Regions from separate parts of the Homo sapiens genome. Here region 2 is linked to region 1. Evidence: read pairs that join two places in POLR2A ChIA-PET (ENCODE). Cell type or tissue: A673. All regions are shown on one strand. Region 1 overlaps BMF (Bcl2 modifying factor). Region 2 overlaps BUB1B (BUB1 mitotic checkpoint serine/threonine kinase B).

What was found. ChIA-PET counts read pairs that join two places held together with the same protein. Peaks named below come from ENCODE experiments on the same cell type or tissue, not always from the same donor. Only the 100,000 strongest peaks of a DNase experiment are listed, where the experiment ranks them.
Region 2: POLR2A ChIA-PET joins it to region 1 with 10 read pairs; 12 of 35 experiments call an interaction of 5 or more read pairs at or near these places.

Annotation. Positions count from the first base shown.
Region 1 is chr15:40,097,512-40,100,011 of GRCh38, forward strand. The region is part of intron 4 of BMF (Bcl2 modifying factor); the gene reads right to left. Among named protein-coding and RNA genes, the nearest start is that of BMF, 10 kb to the right of the region's middle. RefSeq lists enhancers at 1-428, 1,075-1,644 and a silencer at 625-674. In A673, no CTCF peak of the experiment used is centred here; a DNase peak (open chromatin) is centred at 1,410; H3K27ac peaks cover 2,321 bases.
Region 2 is chr15:40,195,729-40,198,228 of GRCh38, forward strand. BUB1B (BUB1 mitotic checkpoint serine/threonine kinase B) reads left to right here. Exons shown (of 23, transcript NM_001211.6): 9 at 817-1,046. The region is part of intron 1 of LOC107984763 (a long non-coding RNA gene); the gene reads right to left. Among named protein-coding and RNA genes, the nearest start is that of BUB1B-PAK6, 20 kb to the right of the region's middle. In A673, no CTCF peak of the experiment used is centred here; no DNase peak of the experiment used is centred here.

The sequences.
Region 1 (2,500 bases):
TGCTGGGCAGCAGGTATGGGGCGATTGGACCATGGTTCCAGAATCCATCAAATCTGTATGACGCCTAGCTCAGCAAATTACGGTGTGACTTGGACATGTTACCTCACTTCTCTGAGCCTCAGTTTCCTATAACACAGTGGCAATGGAGTCTAAAAGTCCAAGGTTGCTGTGGTGATTACGTAAGAAAAATATACATGAAGCACTGGGCCTGGGGGCTGCAAGGAGCAGGCTCCTCCTTCCCTGGGGAGCACAAGGAAAACCTGGGACTCACTGGCTTTGCAGAGCACGTCTCTCAATATGCTCTGCAACAGGGCCGGCCTGGGGAGCACCATCTTCCCGGCAGACTCACGAAATCCCTGGGAGATCCCTGACTTTCTGCTTTGAGACTGCCCACAGCAGCCACAGGCCATGGGGCTCAGGATTCTAGGCTGCCAGGGTAAGCCAAGGATTCTGAAACCCAGAGGGCAACCCCTTGGACCCAGTGGGCCCACTGCCTCAGACTGCTTCTGACCCAGAGGCCCGAGGAACGAGCAACGTGGCAAAACGGAAAAGGAAAAAAAAGACTCCTTGCCAAGAGCTTCCTCAGCCCAGCCAGCAGTGTTAACAGGACATTGAAGCCACCATGGCCACGCCCATTGCTTCTCTAAGGAAAAAAGAGCAGTCCGAAGCCAGCCAGCTCTCAGTGGAAGATGGCAAGGCTTCCTCTAACGCAACTGGAAGACACTGGCTCCAGCCACTGGGGGTTGAGGGGTACGGTTCGGGGACAGAGCTGTGCTGCACCATCCATGTCCCCAGACCCTTGTTTTGCACCTCCACAGCCTGGAGGGAGGAACTACTGAGACCCTTACTCAGTTTCCTTCAAGCTGAGAACAGCTCCATCAAACTACTGGGCAACTTCTTCAGAGCTCAGAAGGGCACAATGGTGTGTGCCCTGGTTAAAGAAGGGAGAGGGAGGGGGTTCGGGGGACAAGCCTGTTGTGTGTATTATGCTATGCAAAATAACCCCAGGTTCTGACACTCGACTTGGGGTCTTTTCAGCTGACTGTTCATGTCCTGTCCAGGACCAGGTCAAGGCAAACCAGGCAAGGAGGAAGGATGGAACCCTCCCCTTCACACACGGACTGATTGTGTGCTCTGGTCATGGAACATGACCTCTTGGCTGCCAGACATGGATCAAAAGGCAAACCAGTCATTTTTCTTTAACCTTCTTTCTTTGTGTCTCCCTTAGTCCCCTCCTCCCATCACCCACTTTCCAAAAAAAAAAGCCAATTTCCATCCCATGGCAGGCCTTGGTGGGGAGGGAATGAACTCTCCGGAACTACAAGGCCCTTCTCCTGGAAGAGAGAGCAGTCAGGTGCAGAGTGTGTGGGGAACTCAGCCTCTAGTCTGCCACGCTGATGACTCAGAAGCTAAATATAGCGAGCGATATAAACAGAGCCAGCCACAGAGCAAACACAGGGCCCCCAGCCCCGGCGCTGGCTCTCACGCACTCTGGCTCTCCGCAGTCCCTCCCCCAGCCTCATTCTTCCCCTGGCACTGTCCTAGGTGGGCCTCCCACTCCTGGGACAGAGGCTGGCTTCCTAGGGACCCATCTCACTCTATAGCAAACCTCTGGGGCCCCTGCCCGGGGCTGTCCCATCTAGACGCTGAGCAACCTAGTTAGCCAGCTTAAGTTCCAGAAAACCACTCACTAATAACTAGAGAATCCCAAAGTGTCAGGAAGCAATCAGGGGCTCCCTGAACAAAGGATCCAGTCTGCTAGGCAGAGAAGCTGCTAGTTAATAAACCATGCAAACACCAACTCGGGTACAACTTCCAAAAGAGCTCCCCAAATTACAAAGTCAGGTCCAAGCAAAATCCTAAAGTCATCTTTTAACATATTTCTAAAAGTACTCAACTGTCCCTGACTTAATAGTTATTTGTATCACAACTCCTAAAGGCCCTTCACATCAACTAGGCAAGGTAAGTATTAGAAACCAAGACTAAGCCGGGTGCAGTGGCTCACACCTGTAATCCCAGCACTTTGGGAGGCCGAGATGGGCGGATCGCCTGAGGTCGCGAGTTCAAGACAAGCCTGACCGACATGGAGAAACCCCGTCTCTACTAAAAATACAAAAATTAGCCAGGCATGGTGGTGCATGCCTGTAATTCCAGCTACTCAGGAGGCTGAGGCAGGACAATCACTTGAACCCGGAGGCAGAGGTTGCAGTGAGCCGAGATCGCACCACTGTACTCCAGCTTGGCAAGAAGAACGAAACGCTGTCTCACCAAAAAAAAAAAAAAAAAAAAAAGGCTTGGAGAGATTACATGATTTGCCCACGAACACATAACTTATAAGTGGCAGAGCTGGGATTTTAACAGATCTGCCTACAAGTCTAGGATCCTTTTTGTGATATTACAGCTAAAGATGGTTTCAACTGAGTGGCTGAAAGTTTTCTCAGATTTCATTTGCCAAAAAGTCTAATTACTATTCAGAGATTTCCAAACCCGGCTTTTCTGA
Region 2 (2,500 bases), 98 kb after region 1:
ATTAGTGATGCTGAACATTTTTTCATATGCTCGTTGGCCATTTGTTTATCTTTTGAAAATTGTCTATTCATGTCCTTAGCCCACTTTTTGATAGGATTGTTTGTTTTTTTCTTGCTGATTTGTTTGAGTTCCTGGTAGATTCTGGATATTAGTCCTTTGTCGGATGCATAGATCGTGAAGATTTTCTCCCACTCTGTGGGTTGTCTGTTTACTCTGCTGATTATTCCTTTTGCTGTGCAGAAGCTTTTTAGTTTAGTTTAGCCCCATCTAATTATCTTTGTTTTTGTTGCGTTTGCTTTTGGGTTCTTGGTCATGAAGTCTTTACCGAAGCCAATGTCTAGGAGGGTTTTTCCAGTGTTATCGTCTAGAATTTTTATGGTTTCAGATCTTAGATTTAATTAAGTCTTTGATCCACCTTGAGTTGATTTTTTGTATAAGGTGAGAGAGGAGGATCTAGTTTCATTCTCCTACTTGTGACTTGCCAATTATCCCAGCACCATTTGTTGAATAGAGTATCTTTCCCCACTTTACGCTTTTGTTTGCTTTGTCAAAGATCAGTTGACTGTGAGTATTTGGCTTTATTTCTGGGCTCTCTATTCTGTTCCATTGATCTATATGCCTGTTTTTATACCAGTATTATGCTGTTTTGGTGACTATGGCCTTACAGCATAGTTTGAAGTCAGGTAATGTAAGGCCTCCAGATTTGCAGAACATAATTATTGATGGCCCTTGTAAATTATTTTTAGCTTCTTTTATCAATCTTATTGATTTTTTTTATTTTGACCCATATGAATAATAGTAATTTTGCTTCTTTAGGACACCATGTAAAATTGAACCTAGTATAAACCACATCCTAAGCACCAGAAAGCCTGGAAAGGAAGAAGGAGATCCTCTACAAAGGGTTCAGAGCCATCAGCAAGCGTCTGAGGAGAAGAAAGAGAAGATGATGTATTGTAAGGAGAAGATTTATGCAGGAGTAGGGGAATTCTCCTTTGAAGAAATTCGGGCTGAAGTTTTCCGGAAGAAATTAAAAGAGCAAAGGGAAGGTGTGTGTAATTCAAGTTTGTGAAGAGGACTTAACTTAGTTGTGTGAAGGTTGAGCTGACCTATTAAGTCTGAAGAAAACTAACCTTATAGTTTGTACCTTTGTATGATGTTTCTATGGTAGTACTGTTTCTTTCTGTGTATCAGCCAAAATCCCACTGCTGCCTTCTATGGTTGTACTGTTTCTGTGTATCAGCCAAACTCCCATTGCTGCCTTCCATGAAAACTCCTTGGGGTGTGGGGGCACTGAGTATGTTTAGAAGTAAAGGAAGAAGTTCTGAACTGTATGAACAATTTATATTCCCCAATACAATAAGCAAGCAGCTATGATCCCTGACATGCATATATGTACATTCCATGCATCCCTATTAAGTACTTTTCCTAATGTTATTGCTTGAAATATTTCACTTTACCTTTGATACTTTGTCTGAAATTTCTCCAAGGGCTTATTTAGATTAACATAGTAGGTCATACTGCAGTGATTTAGATTATAGATATTCGTATTGTTTTTTAAAGACATTATATTTCTAAATTAAAGGAAAAGGTTTAAAAATTGAGATATGGGGAATTTTTGGGAAACAGGAAGCAGTTCTGATTCTGGAGCCTGGAGTACTTGAAGGCAAGAGGTAGGGCAGAATGGGCTGGAAAGTAGGGAAGTAAGGCATATGGGGCTTAAGGCATGAGAAGGTGAAGGAGAATAAAGAAGGGTACAGAAAATGAGGTAGGGGAGGGTCCACTTCCATTTAGACATTTTTTATTAGGATCTGTAAGGAGAAAGTAATGTTTCTTTTATACATCCGTATCCAGAATAACCTACTAATATAGCTCAGCTCTCTTAACAGGATGTGGTGTTTGTGGGGTTAGCTGGGAAACTTAACCATCACTTATACTTTGAGGAGCAATCTTTTCTGAGTTCCAGGTGACAACCTGGAAGCAAACTTTGGTAAAGCAGACTGTTAGTAAGTTTGAAATTGCCTTCATTTGTTACACTAATTAGTGTCATCCAAGATTGTCAAAAGTGCTCTGGGTTCAAATGGAACTTGTGTGTCTAGGTAGAAGAGAGGGATGGTTGCAAAGCAAGGTGTTGAGTAAGGCTTTTAAAAAAGGAGAACCACTCCAGCAAAGAAATAGGCTAGGAGGGTGGCCAAATATGAACCAGAAAAGGAACTAGGTATCTAGATAAAAACTGTTTCCTAAGGGAAAAGCTTAGTCTGTACCAGATATATAGAAGGAAAATGAAAGTCCATTTTAGGGCCAGGCACAGTGGCTCACACCTGTAATCCCAGCACTTTGGGAAAAAAAGACCAGCCTGGGCAACATGGTGAATTCTCATCTCTGTGGGAAAAAGAAAAGGTACATTTTGTTTTCAACTAGCCAAAGAAGGACCTACTCTAGATTACATGGGATTTAATTAGGAATAAGAAGGCATTGACCTCTGAGAATTTTTTAATACTCA